Linked DNA regions of Homo sapiens: region 1 is linked to region 2. Evidence: read pairs that join two places in POLR2A ChIA-PET (ENCODE). Cell type or tissue: OCI-LY7. All regions are shown on one strand. Links, peaks and the distances in the headings refer to the core of each region. The heading gives the core; the rest is flanking DNA. Region 1 has its middle 66 kb from the start of XYLT1. Region 2 overlaps XYLT1 (xylosyltransferase 1).

Region 1 (16,444 bases), core at 7,036-9,535, 180 kb before region 2:
CTGCCTCAGCCTCCAAAAGTGCTGGTATTATAGGCGTGAGCCACCATACCCAGCCCTACATCGATTTTTAAAAATGCAAATCAGTATATGTTCCCTGGTTGTAACTCTCCAGTGGCTTCCCCTGATATCTGAGTTCAAATATTTGTACGAGTTTCTGACCTGTCAGGGAAGTTTCCAGGATCCAGCTCCTGTCTACCTCACATTATGGGCTCTTGTCGCATCCACCTTTAATCACCATGCTGGCATCCAACTGGCCCACCACATGCCTGCCTCCCAACCTTTGTTCTTGTTCTTCCTCCTGCCCGCAAAGCTCTGCCCCAGTCCTTGCAAGGTTTTCTCTCATGGGTCATCAATATCTCCTCAGTGTCGCCCCCTGGTGGAGTTCCTCTTTGACCATTTCACCAACAATGCCTGTTGACCCTTCACCTCATTACTCTTTATAATTTTCCTATTAACTCTTATTATCAGAAATAATCTTATTAATCTCCATTTTTGTAAATTGAAGTGATATTCATATTACCAAAAATAACTATTTTCAGTGTACAATTCAGTGGCATTGAGTCCATTCACAATTTTGCACACGCACCACTGCTATCTAGTTACAAGACACTTTCATCATTACAGAAGAAAACCCCATACCCATGACACGGTCTCTCCTCATCCCCCCTCCATCAGCTCCCAGCAACCACCAATCTGCTTTCTGACTCTACGGATTTACCTATTCTGAATATTTTCATACAAATGGAATTATATAGTACATGACCTTTTACATCCAACTTCTTTCACTTAGCATGATGTTTTCAAGGTTCATGCATCTTGTAGCATGTGTCAGAATGCCGTTCCTGTTCATGGCCAAATAATATTCCATTGTAGGGATATACAGCATTTTGCTCATCTGTTCATCTACTGATGGACATTTGAATTCTTTCCACCTTGTGGGCTATTGTGAATAATGCCACTGTGAACATGTGTATACCATTTGTTTGAGTATCTGTTTTCAGTACTTTGAAGAATGGAGTTGCTGGGTCATATAGTAATTTGGTTTAACTTTTTAAGAAACCACAGATATGTTTTCCACAGAGGCTGAACCATTTTACATTTTGGCTGTATTTTTAATATATTCCCCTCTAGCATCCAAATTTTGTTTACTGCTCTAGTCTCAGCATCCAGAAGACTAGCCAGCACCCATTTGGTCCTCAGTAAATACTTCTAAAACAAAAATAGTAGTAGACATAGGGCCAGGCGCAGTGGCTCATGCCTGTAATCCCAGCACTTCAGGAGGCCGAGGCAGGCGGATCACCTGAGTTCGAGAGTTCGAAACCAGCCTGACCAACATGAAGAAACCCAGTCTTTACTAAAAAAATACAAAATTAGCCGGGCGTGGTGGCGCATGCCTGTAATCCCAGCTACTAGGGAGGCTGAGGCAGGAGAATCGCTTGAACCTGGGAGGTGGAGGTTGTGGTGAGCCGATATCACGCCACTGCACTCCAGCCTGGGCACCAAGAGCGAAACTCCGTCTCAACAACAACAACCAAAGTAGACATAACTCTCCGGCTTATATAACTAAACGAGAATAGCAGTCTGCAGTTCAAAGCAACAGCCCTTTAGCAAGCAGCCTTTACCTGCAACAATATCCTCCCAGTGTAACTTAGGTTAGGCAAAGTTCACTCCCAAGACTCTTTCAAAATATCTCACTTCCTGGAAGGAAATCAGATTTATAGGGAGATGTTTTGGCCAAACTGCAAGTCTGGGGACTCAAGAGAGAAGCTTGGCGGGGGTGTGGACATATCCCATGAACGCATGGCCATGATGACCCGTGCCTAGCTCCACGGAGTCCCCGCCCCACTTTGCCTTCTTTTGTCCACCTATTCCAGGAAAAGACGACCGTACCCATTTTAGGGTTAAAGTCATGGCAATCTGAAATGTCTCCAAGGTGATATTCACCCTCAGGAACCTAATCTCCTGGTGGATGAGAACAGACTTAATAACTCCAGGACCAGAAGCCTGAGCTAATAAGTGCTTTGTGAATCTGGCGAGGGAACAGATCACTTAGTCCAATTATGTTCAAATATGTAGTAAGTTATATCAGTGGTAATGGGTTCAGTATGACAACTTGAGCAGAAACAAAGAGATAGACATTTTATGATTAGATGTTTACTCTGTCTCCATTTCTCTTGGCAGCACCACTCTTCTGCCTGCACACATGTGCATATGCATTCACTCCTTAAATGGAACCATGTGATGGTTTATTCTTCAGAGAGGCCATGAAAAGAATATGGATGCTTTGAAATCAAACGGAACTGCGTTAGGATCCCAGCTCTCTTCCACTAATTAGCTATGTGACCTCAAGCAGCTTACTGTACCTCTAGGAACCTCAGTTTCTTTACTTATAAAATGGGAACCTCAGGCCAGGCATGGTGGCTCATACCTGTAATCTCAGCACTTTGGGAGGCTGAGGTGGGAGGATCATTTAAGGTCAGGAGTTTGAGACCAGCCTGGCCAACATGGTGAAATTCCCGTGTCTACTGAAAATACAAAAATTAGCCGGGCATGGTGGACACACATGTAATCCCAGCTACTCGGGAGGCTGAGGTAGGAGAATCGCTTAAACCCGAGAAGTTACAGTAAGCTGAGATCACACCACTGCACTCCAGCCTGGGCGACAGAGCGAAAATCCATCTCGAATAATAATAATAATAATACATTAAAAATGGGAACCTCAATAATATTTGTGCCACTCACCATGACTGGCATGACACATGTAAGGTGCATGCCTACCATCTGGAGAGTAACTAAGCCTCTTTTCTTTCCCCAAAGAAGCCTACTTGGCAGTCAGAGGAGAGGGCCCAAGGTTGAGCATGATTTTACATTTTTGGAGTGTCATGGTAGCCATGTCCTGGGAGAGCCATCTCCTTGGAAATCGGGTCAATTGCATGTGTTTGGTGATAATCAAAAATCACAAAGAACAACGTGTAACCCAGTAGTCTTTGAAATACCCATTAGCACAAACCGTTAAGGAAAAAGCAAAGATAGCTGTGGCATAATTCACCACTGGATTTCAGGCTGACATGCTTTAATCTAGCTTTTAAATTTTTAATTATGTTAATCTAATTTTAGACATTAATGAGATTGTGGTACACAGTATTTATTTCCATTTCAGGCTGTTTTCTTTCCTCTTCAGTTACCCACTCTTTCAAATAGTTCAGGTCACTGGAGCCAGCCAGCTTTCTCGGCACGATGGGAGTTGCTTTTCAGTGTACATCTGCCTGGTTACTCAAAGTGTGGTCCATGGACCAGCACAGGCATCTCCTGGGGACCCGTTAGCAATGCAAAATATTAGCCCCACTCTAGATCTATAATTTGCACTTTTAAAAGATCCTCCAGTGACTGTTTTTGAGCACAAAAAGTTGTGACAAGTGTGCCATTCAAGGACCCTCTAGATACCATGTGATGTTTCAGTGAACATAGCTGGTCCAGGGGTTCTTGGGCTGTGATGGGCTCCAAACCTAGACAAAACCACCCAGCATCCCTCCAGAGTTTTGGCAGTTGTTTTGTTCCCCCCACCCCACATTTCAATACCTGGCTTGGGGACAAGAGACAACACACCATCCTGACAAATCTAAAGCCCAGAGTAAAACATCAGTCGTTGGTTGGATCTTTCACTGTCAACAGTAGCAGCCACAGCTAAAGGGGCCCTTATAAGAAGCACAGCTCACTGTTGCTCCATGTTGACTTTATGCTGTGTCTCATTCTCAGTACTTTACACATAGCAGCTCATTCAATCCTTACAGCATCCCTGGGATGTACCATTATTAGTCCCATTTCACAGATGAGGAAACTGAGGCTCACAAGTGTGGGTGACTTTCCCAAGATCTCAGCTAGTCAGTCTTAGAAACCAGGAGTCTGAGTTAGAGTCTGAGCTTTGATCAGTTGACCTCAACCAAAATGAGACCCTGATTCCTTTATTTGCAAATATTTACCTACAAAATGCCAGGCCTTTGAGAGGCACTGGGGAGAGAATGATGAACAGAGACAGAGACTTTACCCTTGGGGAGCTTATAGTCTAGTAGGGAAGAAGGACATTAACCAGACCATCACATACACACATACAAGTGTCCTTACAAATGGGGACAATGCTATAGGAAAGGGATACAGAGAGTGCTAAGAATGGCCAGCAGGCAGGAGGATCTGCCTGGGATGGTGTTGGGAAGGCCTCCCTAGATCTTCGAGCTCAGGACTTTGAGCTCAGGGCTCATGGCATTATTAGCTAACAGTGGAGCATGTTAGCTAGTATTGCTGGAACATTCCAGAAATGAAGGAAAACATTTGAAAATACCCTAAGGGAGGGGGTCAATAGGATGTTTGGGGCATCTGAAAGGAGGGGTCCAGGGTGTGAGGGGCTGGATTCAGGTGATCCACAGGGGCCTTGAGAATTCCCTCTCTCCGTCTTCGGACTCTACCTTCCCAGGTTGGCTCATCTCCAGTGACTTCTGTTCTTTTTTTTTTGTTTTAAGGCAGGGTCTTTCGCTGTGTTGCCAGGGCTAGAATACAGTGGCACAATCATAGCTCACTGCAGCCTCAACCTCCTGGGCTCAAGCAATCCTCCTGTCTCAGCCTTCAGAGTAGCCAGGACTACAGAAATGTGTCCTATGAACAGCTGATTTTTTAAATTTTTGTAGAGATGGGAGTCTTGCTATGTTTTCTAGGCTGGTGTCAAACTCCTGGGCTCAAGTTGTCCTCCAGCCTCAGCCTCCCATAGTGCTGGGATTACAGGCACGATGAGGTCTTTTCATATGAAGGCAAAGATGACCCCCACCGTCTCTGATCTTTTATTGGCTTATTACCAACTAAAGGGAGGAGGGTCTTTTCTAATTGTTCTAAGGTCTTTCTAAGAAGGATTCCCACTGGCTGTGCCTATCCCTGGATCAATCATTCCAGCCAGCAGGAGCTAATGCTAAGTTTCACCAGACCAGGGGACCACCTCTGGAGCCCAAGGCATCTTAGGCTCCTCAGAAAGAGTCTGAATGGTGGACTTTTCAGACATCATGGGCATGAGGGAATTGGAGAGAGGGGAGCCCTACAGCTGGCTTCTTGGTACCCTTCAACATTTCCTTTGTAGCCATTCTTTACTCCGTTCCTATGGTCAGGGTCTACTGAGTCATTCTTAGAGGAATTTAAGAGGCATTATAAAGAAGCACTATAAAATGCCCTTGGTTATTTAAAAAATATTGTATTAAATGTAAACTTTTATCATAGAACCCACGCTGGTTTTAGAAATGTCCCATGATAAGGGCAGCATCTTAGAATCAATAAGATGGTACTGAGTGCTCTCTCGGGCATGAGGTCTTGGATGAGGCACCTGGGAAATGTTGAGTAATGAATTCTCATCTGATTTTCCCAGAGTTGCTATCTACCACTTCCTCAGTCCCAGCATTGTTTCTAATAATCATTAATAAGGATATATTGATTGCCTACAGAGGATGGGATTCTGTATCTTGCGGTGGAGGAGAGAAAAGGGAAACAGACAGATAGAAACAGGGATTGACAGAGACATGTAACTAGAGAGGGCAGGAAACCACAAATTCATACAGAGTAGGCTTACAAAATAGTTAAGGGAAATACTCAAACACAAGTGCAAATTATTATTATTATTTTTTTTTTGAGACGGGGTCTCGCTCTGTCGCCCAGGCTGGAGTGCATTGGCAGGATCTCCGCTCACTGCAAGCTCCGCCACCCGGGTTCACGCCATTCTCCTGCCTCAGCCTCCCGAGTAGCTGGGACTACAGGCGCCCGCCACCACGCCTGGCTAACTTTTTTTTGTATTTTTAGTAGAGACGGGGTTTCACCGTGCTAGCCAGAATGGTGTCGACCTCCTGACTTTGTGATCCGCCCACCTCGGCCTCCCAAAGTGCTGGGATTACAGGCGTGAGCCACCGTACCCGGCCCACAAGTGTAAAATTAATTGAGATTCCATTTGTAATGGGATAGGGTTCTTGGGTCAAAAGGCAAGATGCACTTTGACCTGGAATCCTAGGAACTGTGCTGGCCTCCTTACTATGCCTGAGAAGGAGAGGAATGGCCGGGGAACGGGGGGAGTTTGAGATGGAGAAGGGGCCCTCTTCTGGGAGCTTTCTCTTCCCCACTGAAACACTGCAGACAAACTGCAGCCAGCATCCGCCTCCAGAAGGAACGGCCGTGGCCCACACACGTGGCATCTGCAACCAACTCACACGTCTACCCCCGTGCTGTTGTTGATAAGACGTTTACAAATTCAGTGAGAGAAAAATGTGGTCATTTATACCGCAGCGTTGTAAAGCTTGACATTAGTGGAGCTATTGGAGCCTATGAATCACAGAAGGAGGTAAAAATTCAAATGGATATAAATGTCCATTAATAGTGGAAAAGTTAAATAAATTACACTTCATCCACATCGTGGAATAATGGGAAGCTATTATAAAAATGAGATAGACCTCTATGGAGTGCCACAGAAATCTCCCAGAAATGCTCAAGTTAAAATAAAAAAAGCAAATTGCAGAACAATGCATAGAGTCTGATTCCATTTATTTATGGTAGAAAAAATACCTGTGCCTGCAAATGCGCTGATAAAGGATCTATGCCAAGCAAGACCAGTGATTACCTCCTGGGAGGAACTAGTGTGAATGGGATCAAGATTCCCACATTTTCTTTATGTATTTATATTCTTTATATATTTCCTGTTAGAGCCTTTTTCCATGAAAATAAAAATATATATAAATTGCATCACTAACAATGAAAGTTAGTGATTTGGGGCCAGGCACAGCGGTTCTGTCTTTAATCCCAGCACTTTGGGAGGCCGAGGTGGGCAGATCACTTGAAGTCAGGAGTTCGAGACCAGCCTGGCCAACATGGTGAAACCCCGTCTCTACTAAAAATACAACAATTAGCCAGGTCTGGTGGTGTGTGCCTGTAGTCTCAGCTACTAGGGAGGCTGAGGCAAGAGAATCGCCTGAAGCCGGGAGGTGGAGGTTGCAGTGAGCCAAGATAGTGCCACTGCACTCCAGCCTGGGTGACAGAGGGAGACTCTATCTCAAAGAAAAAGAAAAAGTTAGTGATTCTTGGAAAATGGGGAAAAAAAAGTCACTTAATTTCCCTTTGACCTCATTACTCATGTTCTCACCCCAGCAGCGGCAGGGGTCCTCTGGCTCTGACCACAGTGGTATAGAGTGGCTTTTCTGCCACCCTGCCTTTGCCCAGCTAGAATACGCTCATCTCCATCACTCTCCATGCATAAGGTTGTTTTCATGCAGGTGCAAGCAGTGACAGTAAGTCCCGTTCATGGGACGATTAGGCTTCATTCAGAACAAAGGCTTGAAGAAGGTGAGGAATTTGGAGAAGCAGCTTTCTGGAGAAGAGTATTGCATGGAGAGGGAATAGCTGGAGTGAGGGCCTGGTGGTAGGGCCATGACTGGTGCATTTAGTGAACATTCAAGGAACATCAAGGCAGGTGGGAGGTGAGAGCTGGGTAAGGGAGAGAATGAGGTGGGAGGAGGGGTGGGAACCAGATCACCTAGGATCATGTAGGGACTTTGCTCCATTGCAGGGACTTTGGCTTTTCTTTCTTTCTTTTTTTTTTTTTTAGATGGAGTCTCGCTCTATCGCCAGGCTGGAGTGCGGTGGTGCGATCTTGGCTCATGGCAACCTCTGCCTCCTGGGTTCAAGCGATTCTCCTGCCTCAGCCTCCTGAGTAGCTGTGACTACAGGTGCGCCACCATGCCCAGATAATTTTTGTATTTTTAGTAGAGACGGGGTTTCACCATGTTGGCCAGGATGGTCTCAATCTCCTGACCTTGTGATCCGCCCACCTCAGCCTCCTAAAGTGCTGGGATTACAGGCGTGAGCCACTGCATCCAGCCAGGACTTTGGCTTTTGCCTTGAATTCCGTGGTGCCCTGGAGGGCTCTGAGCAGAGAAGCAACATGAACTGGGGGTCTCTGGGTTCTAACAGGGTGGCTCTGGTGGCTGAGTTGAGAAGATAGCAGAGTGGTGGGGGGGTGCTTGAAACCTGGGGGAGCAGTTAGGAGGCCGTTGTAGTCCCACATGGCTGGGGCCCAGGTGATAGAGGTGGAGAAAATGAGAAAGAATAGGATTCTGGATACATTTGGAGGTGGAACCCCCTCCCGAGACCCCTCCACATTTCCTCCACCCCCAACCTCTTTGTTCTTCCTGCCACAAACAATCCAGGTCAAGAGGGAGCCACCATCAGTGTCTCATGCCTAAGCTCAGGACATCTCAGGAGCCTCTACTCAGTTGTTTCTTGAAGTGCTCTCCATTTATTAATGCCAGCTGCTCCCACCTCTCAGGGCATGAAAGCAGGTCCATTAAGCTCAGATTGGCAACCTGAGACTGGGTGGAAGGGGACCACAGGACAGAAATGACAGCAGCAGCAGCAACAGCAGAAAGCAAGCTATTCCATGAGAAGGATCTCTTCTCCCAGTCCTCTCCTGCTGCTATTTTTGGAAAAGCTTCCTCTCTTGAATCCCACATACACCCCCTTAAAGTCCTGGGAGACTTACCTGGCTCCCTCTTCTCATTCAGGCAGGAATCTGGGTTGTTCTTTTTTAAGCCAGTTAATATATTCTTATTTTCATGTGTTCATTCATCTGGCAAATATTTTCTAAGGGCCAGGTATTCCGATAAGCAATGAAGATACACAGTGGGCCTGATCAGTGCAGTCCCTGACTACACAGAGCCTAAACTCCAGTAGAAGAGGCAGACATAAAATAACTAATCAATCCCATAAGCTGTAGAATGTTGTTGGGGTCAAGAGGCAGCAGAGGCTTACAGTGCAGACTACGGAACTAGACCCTTTGCAGAGTGATCTTGGGCAAGTTAGCTAGCCTCTCTGTGCCCCAGTTTTCTCATTTGTGGAACAAGAGAGACTAAGAATGCCTATTCCATAGCTTTGTTTTGTTTTGTTTTTTTGAGACAGGGTCTCACTCTGTCACCCAGGCTGGAAGGCAGTGGCACGATCTCAGCTCACTGCCATCTCCACCTCCGGGTTCAAGTGATTCTTCCACCTCAGCCTCCCCAGTAGCTGGGACCATAGGCATGCACCATTACACCCAGCTAATTTTTCGTATTTTTTGGTAGAGAAGGGGTTTCACTATGTTGGCCAGGCTGGTCTCGATCTCCTGAGCTCAAGTGATCCTCTTGATCACTTAAGTGCTGGGATTACAGGTGTGAGTCACTATGCCTGCCCCATTTGTTGATGGATTAAAAAAATTCACATGTACAAAGCTCTTATGAAAATATCCAGCACGTAGGAAATATCATGTGGGTGTTAGCTACTATTATAAGCATTTAATTCAGACTGTGTTAGTTCCATAAAGGGAACATATAGGGGATGTAGAGCGCCAGAGAAAGTTACAAATGTAGGGCGTGGAGAGCAGTCTCTCCATGGAGGTGAAATTAACATGAGACCTGAGGGAGGAGGAGGAGCTAGGTATGCAAAAGTGTAGGACGAGAGGGTGCAGGGAAAAGTGTTCAAAGTAGAGGGAAGGGTATGAGCAGAGCCTCTGGTGCAGCAAAAAAGGCTGGCCCTTTGGAGAAGTGCAGAAGGGTACATGGAGCCCCATGAGCCAGCAGGCCACGTGGTCCTTCCCCGAGACCTAGACATCAAGAAGCAGAAGACAGTGTACCGACCTGAAATAGCCAATGGCCAGCTGAATGCCCCAGAGGATTCTGACTTGGATCTTTGTCAAGTGGTCCTTCCATAGATTGAGTCTTCGTGAGTCACCACATGTTTTTGGCCTCTTTTCCTGGCCAATCATTTCCCCTGGGAATTTGGAGTTGGACTTGGTTGTTCTTGCCAGTTTTTTGGGGGCACTAGTACTGAGAGGACATAAAAATGGGGTGGCCACCTTTGGGTCTTTGGGTTGTGGGCAAGAGAGGCAGAAAAGGTCACTCTGCAAAGGAAGAAACGAAGCGAACTAGCTGAAAGCACCAGAGCAGAGAGAGGGAAGAGTTGCCTTGGACCCTAATAGGTCCAGTTTCTGATTCTAGACCCTGTGAGCCCAACTATACTATCTGTCTGTGTGCTCCAGGAAGTACGCTTGAATACTTCCAATAAAGCTTGGACTGATTTGAGTCAGTTTCTTGGGCTTACAACCAAACACCCCTGAGAAACCCGTTCATTTCCTTGACCATTCCATGACATGTCAAGACAGGAGCCATTACATTGTTGAACTTCCCAGGTCTGGGTGGTGGACACAAAATTTCACAAATGGTCTGTACAATCTTCCACTTTCATGAACCCTTTCAGGTAGAAAATTCTCATCAGCAAACATGGGTGCATTCCAATAAAGAAGAAAGCCCAGCTCAATATGTTAGCCCTTTGTACACAGGTCTGTACACATAGCAGTAGTTTAGGTGGTTTATCCTTAGAATTTCTGCATATCTGAGCATCTAGGTGAAATGTGACTCGAACATTTGAAGGCACATAGATCCCTTGGACACGGTAAGGGCAGATCTATCCACAAAGTGGCACTTAAGGATTTTTTTAAAAACGTACGTTCTTGATTGATTCACTGGGAAACTAATAATAGTCAATATTTATTGATTAATTATTACATGTTAGAAGTCATGTTGAGTGCTTGACATGAATGAACTTATTCAATTATCCTTACAGTCCTGTGAAATAGGTATTATTATCCCTATTTGCAGATTTAAAAACTGAGACATTGCAAGATTAAAGAACTTACCCAAGGGCATTTGCTAGCAAATGACAGCACTGGAGTTAAAACTTCACAATCCAGGCTGTGCGTGGTGGCTCATGCCTGTAATCCCAGCACTTTGGGAGGCCGAGGCGGGCGGATCACGAAGTCAGGGGATCGAGACCATCCTGGCTAACATGGTGAAACCCCACCTCTACTAAAAACACAAAAAATTAGCCTGGTGTGGTGGCAGGTGCCTGTAGTCCCAGCTACTCGGGAGGCTGAGGCAGGAGAATGGCGTGAACCCAGGAGGTGGAGCTTGCAGTGAGCCGAGATTGCCCCACTGCACTTCAGCCTGCGAGACAGAGCGAGATTCTGTCTCAAAAAAAAAAAAAAAAAAAATTCACAATCCATATAGCTGGTTCTGTAGCTGATTTCTATAGCATCACGTTTCTGACAGTTACTATTTTATTCCTCCGAGATGCCATAATAGAAAGTCTCTGTCCCCACCTTCTCTGCCACCAGCTCACTCTCCCACCACCCCCAAATATCTGACTAGATATGGCATATCTACCAAAAGTCATTATTGGCATGTGGGGTGGTATAGCCACTAGGAAAATAATTCATCAAGGAGATAAAAATGATAGTTGGCATTTATTTAGTACCTAATGCATACCAGGCTATTCCTTTTGTGTTCATTATTTCATTTAATCATCATCCCTATGAGGAAGATAGATCTCCCCCATTTTGCAGATGATAAAACTCAGACTTAAAAAGATTGTGTGATGGCTGGGCATGGTGGCTCATGCCTGTAATCTCAGCAGTTTGGGAGGCCAAGGGCAGCAGCTCACGAGGTCAGAAGTTTGAGACCAGCCTGACCAACATGGTGAAACCCCATCTCTACTAAAAATATAAAAATTAGCCAGGCGTGGTGGCACGCACCTGTAATCCCAGCTACTCAGGAGGCTGAGGCAGAAGAACCACTTGAACCCCAGAGGCGGAGGTTGCAGTGAGCCGAGATTGCACCACTGCACTCCAGCCTGGGCAATGGAGTGAGACTCCATCACACACACACAAAAAGTAAAAAAAGATTCTGTGACTTAGCCAGCCAGGGTCGCAGAGCTCAGTGATATTTGATTCAACTGGAAATTTTTGGAATATCACAGTCATTCAACCTCATCTCATAACCCTTCACCTATGGTATCCTCATCCATAGTGGGCAGTGCAGAGCAGAAAGAGAATGGCAGGTGTCACTGATGCCCAAACAAACCAGAAATGCAAGAACAGGTGAGACATTGTCCTAGGGACTCCCAGACATGGTGGGGGAGTGATAGTGATGAGCTTTATTTAGGTGGAGATTGAAATTACTGGCATTATAGTTAGAATGGAGCCAGAGAAATATGGCACCATGTCTAGGAGGATCAGTTGAATTTTGTCACCTTCTGGTCCGTTAAACTCTGATTACACACCCATCAAAACAATACAGCTTTATAAACCAAAAATTCATGTAGCACCTATCACGTGCCAGACACTGTGGAGTACAGCACATGCACTAAGAGACAATACGTCCACAGATTTAACTGAATTCAAGATGATGCTATTTAGATAAGAGGGATGACAATAGTGGCAAAGGAATATAAGATGTCTTCACATATTCACATACACCAATACTAAGCTAAGAGCTTTACTGAATCTATTTAATCCTCACAAAACAGACAAAAAAACAAGGCAGGCATTAATACCCTTCAAAGATGAGGAAACTGAGGCTCAGGTTTTTAAAAAATCCTCAAAATCACACAGATGGTAAGCAGTGGTATCAGTTTTCAGGCTTCTACCCATATCTCTCTGGCTCTGAAGCACATGGGTGTAACCACCGTGAGATATTGCTTCTTGTGTTTGTCATATTGTCGTTTTCTTGCTCATAATAGGCTCCAAGTATTCATGGAAAGTTTCCCGTGAGATTTCCTTTCTCACCCCCACGCACCGACACCACTGGTGCAAGACAGCTTAGGAGACAACACTGTCCCTCCTGAAGTCTCCTAAAGGCTCATGCATGTTCTGTAGGTTTCTATGGGTGAGTTTGCTCTGGTTTTTATTTTTTAACAAAGCCATAAATAGTTGATGTGGTGAGGCTGACCACCCAGCCAGCTTCCCTCCACTCTTTGTGGTGGGTTTCACATCCCAATCTCTTAGGGCCAGAAGACATGTTTTAACCTGAAAGAAAATGTCTCAACCACAGAGCTTCTGACATGGGAGGTCCGTTCCTTTACTACGAGGCAGGAGTCAAAGTGAGCAGACGGGAAGGCAGAGAGTTGTGCATATCAGCTGGAACCAAAGTCTCACACTTATGCCCCCAAGCAGGGCTGCATTCCAGACATCTTGTCCTCTTTGGTGGCCAGGAATAGAGAGATAGGGTGGGGTCCATGTCAAGCTTCTGTTTGACAAAAAACAAACCAATTCAGGCTGGTATCAACGAAAAGGAAAAAAAAAGTATTAGAAGTTATTAGTGGCCAGGAGCGGTGGCTTATGCCTATAATCCCAGCACTTTGGGAGGCCGAGACGGGTGGATCATGAAGTCAGGAGATCAAGACCATCCTGGCTAACACAGTGAAACCCCATCTCTACTAAAAATACAAAAACTTAGCCGGGCATGGTGGCAGGTGCCTGTAGTCCTAGATACTTGGGAGGCAGAGGCAGGAGAATCACTTGAACCTGGGAGGCCGAGGTTGCAGTGAGCCAAGATCACACCACTGCACTCCAGCCTGGGTGACAGAGCAAGACTCCAGCTCAAAAAAAAAAAAAAAGGTATTAGTTAGTTCATAAGATCTCTAGGAGGTGGCATAGGGGATGGGACGGTGGCCTCCAAAAAGATATGACCATGTCCTAATCCCTGAAATCTGTAAATGTGGCTTTATTTGGCAAATGGGGTCTTTACAGATGGAAATAATTTAAAGGCCCTGAGATGAGGAAATCATTCTGGATTATCCACGTGAACCCTGAATCCAATGACAAGTGTCCTAAGAGCGAAGCAGAAGTCATTATATGAAATAGACACTTGCACATGCATGTTTATAGCAGCACAGTTCACAATTGCAAAAATATAAAACCAGCCTAAATGCCCATCAACCAACAAGTGGATAAAGAAAATGTGGTATATATAGATACTGTGGAATACTACTCAGCCATAAAGAGGGACAAAATAATGGCACTCACGACAATCTGGATGGAGTTAGAGACCATTATTTTAAATGAAGTAACTCGCGAATGGAAAACCAAATATTGTATGTTCTTACTCATAAGTGGGAGCTAAGCTATGAGGATGCAAAAGCATAGAAATGATACAGTAGACTTTGGGGACTTGGGGGTACATGGGGAGGGGGGTGAGGGATAAAAGACTACACACTGGTTACAGTTACACTACTCAGGTGCACAAAAATCTCAGAAATCACTACTTAAGAACTTTTCTTTCTCTTTCTCTCTCTCTTTTTTTTTTTTTTGGAGACAGAGTCTTGCTCTGTCACCCAGGCTAGGGTGCACTGGCCCAATTTCAGCTTACTGCAACCTCTGCCTCCTGGGTTTCAAGTGATTCTAGTGCCTCAGCCTCCTGAGTAGCTGCGATTACAGGTGCATGCAACCACGCCTGGATATTTTTTTTTTTTTTTTGTATTTTTAGTAGAGATAGGGTTTCACCATGTTGGCCAGGCTGGTCTTGAACTCTTCCCCTCAAGTGATCTGCCCACCTCAGCCTCCCGAAGTGCTGAGATTACAGGCGTGAGCCACCACACCCAGCCCACCACTAAAGAACTTTTCCATGCAACCAAACACTACACGTTTCCCCAAAACTATTGAAATAAAAGTAAATATTTTAAAAAATAAATAAAAATGAGATTTTTTAAAAAGTGAAACAGAAAGAGTCTTAATACCATCAGAAGAGAAGACATAGAGAAGAGAAGGAAGCCTGACCATGCAGGTAGCAATGAGAGTGATGCAGCCAGAATTCAAGGAATGCCAGCAGCCACCAGCAGATGAAGAAGCAAAGAAGGAATTCTCCCCTAGAGCCTCCAGAGGGAAAGCCACCATTGAGGGAAATGCCAGCTTCCATGGTGAAGGCTGGAGCAAGCAAGCTGATTGGTGGAAATGAGGTCACGTGCTTTTACCCTAGCTGCAAGGGAAGCTGGGAAAACTGGTATCAGCTTCTGCAGAGAAAGGTGGGAACAGAGACCAGGAGGATTCCCTCAGCATAGGTAGGTTCTGGGCAGTCAAAAATGAGGAGAGATGTTCTCTAGAGGTGGCTAGCAGAGCACATCTTCATTCTGCACTCTGACTCCTCCTATTAGTTGGAAATAACAGGGAATCCCCTGCTTCTCCAAGTCTAAGCAGCTCTGCAGCCACCTTGCTGGGTGAGCCAGGTCTCAGGTGTCTTGCTCCTGTGTTTCATGAACTATCGGTTTTGCTTGCCCAATTCCATTACCGTAGCAGCTGGGTTTTAGTTTTGGTTTTGTTTTTTTCTGAGTTAACTATTCTTTCGTTGTCAGGGCTTGCATCCTGTTGAAGGCTGCTCAGCAACGCAGGCTGTGTTACATGATGTGGCCTCACCACTCTCCCCAGTATCTCTCCACTGCTCCCTGGGCTTCAGCCGCACTCATTTCTCCCACTGCTTCTGGAATATTCCAGGTACCCTGCTCATCAGGGCTGTCGCTCACTTGCTCCCTTCTGCCTGGAATACACCTCCCTTCCACCTGCTATGACTTACTGCCTCATTTGATTCAGCTCTTTGCCCAAATGTCACCTCTTCCAAATGACTTTTCCCAGCTGCTTGATCTAAAACAGTAGCCCCTTCTCATCACTCTTCATCTTTTACCTGCTTTACTATAAAAGCATTTATCACTAGCTAGTATGAATTATGCATTTATTCGCTTATTTTTTTATTGGGCACTTTCCCCCCGCTAGAACACAAGTTCCATGAAAAGAGAAATCTTTATATTTTGCTTGCTACTGTATCCCTCGTGTCTAGAATAATTCTTGAAATGCAGGAGTTGTTCCGCATGTACTAGCGGAATGCATAAATTATATTGTCACTAATAGTTTAAATATTTCCCCTTTTTAACTAGGATTTAGTCATTTCTAGAAAATGATTCTTTCCATCATTCTGCCTGTCTTCCAGAGCCTAGCAGAGTGTCAAACTCATAATGGGCCACAGGGAATATTTATGGGAGGGATGAGTGAATGGGTGAGCACATTTAGACTCTCGTTAAAACCAAACACTTGGCAATAAAATGCAAGATTCTCAAGTTGCGATTTCTTCTAATGGTATTTCCCAACTTTAAGCTGGCATCCAATACAATCATTTCTGTCTTTCTAGAGCTGTACTCACACATATAGACAGCTTATATGGTTTTGTACGCATGGAATCTTATGCTAGTAAGGAGTGATAAACATTTGTCTACTTTGTATGTTTATTCATTAGCACAATCTCTTCCCCCTCCACCAGACAAGAACTGATGTTGAACACCATTCTGTGGAACAGATAAACAGGGATGGTTTTGGCTGGGGGCCCCGGTCATTGTCCACATCACCTACCCTTGTGTCATCACAACTCTAAGCTCTGGGTCTCTCTGGCAGCTTTGGAAACACCTGTATTGAGAAGAACAAGGAGTGTGTTTGTCTCTTTCAGATTCCACACAAATACCCCTTATTCCCTTTCTCTTCTTTTGTTGGCAATGAAGATTCTAGGGGTGTGTCCAGGCTCAGACA
Region 2 (2,500 bases), core at 1-2,500:
AGGCGGTTCCATGGTTACTGGTACCGGCATTAAGATTCTAAAAGCACTCCACTGTAGCGTGCACGCACATTGCAAATTCCCCTTTGGTCTCCAGGAGGCTTTCCTCTGATGGACAGGAATTTACTCTACTGTAAACCAAAGAGTCCCAATTTAGACAGATAGGATGGATTAGGCAGACAGCATCATTGACCTGGTTCCACTTCGTTAGCCTTTCCAATTAAGGAGGATGTTGCTGAAAGCGAGACCTCACAGATATATAGTCATACCTTGAATCCTCTGGACTGAGGCTCTTTAGGGAGAGTCTTCCATTTCCAGTGTGTGCAGAGGGAGGAGAGCATAATGATGCTGGCAAGTGAAACCCAAGTATTAATGATGTGGCCCCTTGTGAGGACTTTATCTTCTTCCCAGTTAGTTAATGAAGATGCTAAATAGATAGCATTTGTGCTTTTGCTTTCCAGAATCTTCTTAATCTTGGATCCCTGACCATGCACTGATAAGGTCTCTGATTTTGGAACATCAAATAGAGAGCTGATGCTTCACTGTGTCTAGAGATCAGGCTTTTGATTTTGTCAACACAGTTGACAGAGATTTCCTGTGACTTCCCAAGGAAAGTCTTGTCCATTGGAGCTGCTTTTAGGGGTCAGGATGGCATTCTCCCCTCTTCAACCTCTTGGAGATTCTAAGCAATGAAGCATTAAGTCTCAGACAATAGCCAAATGGTCTGTGAAGTACAGCTTAATTAATCTGGGCATGCACCCAACACCCCAGTCTGGTGCTTTGCTAGCACTTGGCTTGGAGATTGAGGCTAATTTTGAGGCTGAGATGCAGCTTCTTATCTTATAATCAAAATCGAGGTGGTAAGATCTGAATGGACAGACAGACAGACACAGACTACTCTGACCTGAACAGCAGATGTTGCATGCTCTCGCCCACTAAGCTCGTACCAGGTCTGACTCATGCTGCCACCCACAGACCAGGAGGATGGTCTTGCTTCCCAAAGACAAAAATGGGTCCTGCCCCAACACAGGGAAACAGGAAGTACAGAGTAGACTCTTTCTGCATGCGAGTGATACAAAACCTGCCTGATCAAAAGAAAGTTGCTCTATGAATGTCGGGTTTTACCAATCCTAGCTGCCACTTCTTCACCCCTGGGAAGGAATCAGTAAGGATTTGAAGAGACAGGCCCAAAACAGCTCCTTCATGACTTCCCCAGATTCCTTTATAGGTCAAGGCTGCAATGTGGGGAGACGGGGAGAACATATTCCCCTCCATGTTTTCTTGGGTATGAGGAAGACTCAATGCCTGGGGGAATGTGAGAATTAGAGTGGGATGTTCTCTTGGCAGTTTCCTTTCAGTTACACCAATGGAGAATTACTGGGAGTTGGACTCAGAATTGGAGTTGGGGGACGACGAATTCCTCTTCCTAAAGGACAGAGCTGAGCAGAGCTCACCGTATTTCTGAGATCGTGCCTCTTACACTCCTCAGAATTGGGCATCATTACAAAGATACCGTAGAACAGTCATCAAGACAGTGAATGGCAGCTCACCTAGAGAAGGGGTTTAGAAAGTTCCAATTTCCCTGCATTTCCTTCTTGCTCACAGTATGGGACAATGGGCTGGTGCTAATTTGCATGGCTTCCTAAAACCCCGTGGTGGAAAATCTGCTAAGACAAAGCAAAGCTTCAAACTGGATGTGTACTTCAGGGCCCTAAAATCATGCCCATTCTCTATCAGAGGAAGCTTGAGGTTGTTTTTCCCAGAATTATAAATCCAAGATGATTAAGTTCAGAGCAGACGTGGTATAGACAGAAATAGCCTTCATGTGCTGGGTTTCCTGTTTTCTTTGGAAACCACTCACTGGACACCACCAACTCCTCCCATCAGTCTTTTCCTCCTCCTGTACCCTCCCTGTCTCTCCTCCAACCCAAAGGGTTCATGCTTAATGACCCGAGACAGTACCACCAAGCATTCCCAGTCAATCGGCTTTTGTACAGAGTGAATGAATAGGACATTTCTCTGGCCTTCTCTATCCTAAAAAAAGACCTTCCCCAGACCATGGAATGTGCTCCTCAAACCAGAAATTAAGCTGCTCGCTCTCATTCCTTCCCTTGTTCTTTCCAAGATCAGACACAAATTGATGATGGCCTTGTTCCTAGTCAGGACTTTATATTCTTTCTGGTTTATTCCTAATCCTCTTACGGAGCCAAACTCTCCTTATAGAGGGTTTGGATACACGTTGAGCTCTTTGGCAAGGGTGCCTTGTTTCTTTTTTCTTTACATTTTGTTGTTTTGTGTGATCTCCATGTGGGCATTTCCTTCATAAAAACTTGAGCCTCTTTCATCACTTGTGCGTGAGAGGAAGTGTTGGGGCGGCCTGCAGACTGGGCCAAGCTGTCCTGATGTCTCTGTAGAATGGAGGACACAGGTTGGGCTGCCCTCCCCGTGGGGTGGCTTGACCACTGGGGAAATCAAGCTTTGTTTGAAAATGATGCTGGGAGCT

Evidence for each region. Peaks named below come from ENCODE experiments on the same cell type or tissue, not always from the same donor. Only the 100,000 strongest peaks of a DNase experiment are listed, where the experiment ranks them.
Region 1: POLR2A ChIA-PET joins it to region 2 with 6 read pairs; 4 of 35 experiments call an interaction of 5 or more read pairs at or near these places.

The regions. Positions count from the first base shown.
Region 1 is chr16:17,528,913-17,545,356 of GRCh38, reverse strand. No RefSeq gene overlaps it. Among named protein-coding and RNA genes, the nearest start is that of XYLT1, 66 kb to the right of the region's middle. RefSeq lists an enhancer at 14,931-15,050. In OCI-LY7, for the core only: no CTCF peak of the experiment used is centred there; no DNase peak of the experiment used is centred there.
Region 2 is chr16:17,358,433-17,360,932 of GRCh38, reverse strand. All of the region lies in intron 1 of XYLT1 (xylosyltransferase 1), which reads left to right. Among named protein-coding and RNA genes, the nearest start is that of XYLT1, 110 kb to the left of the region's middle. RefSeq lists an enhancer at 831-920. In OCI-LY7, for the core only: no CTCF peak of the experiment used is centred there; a DNase peak (open chromatin) is centred at 982.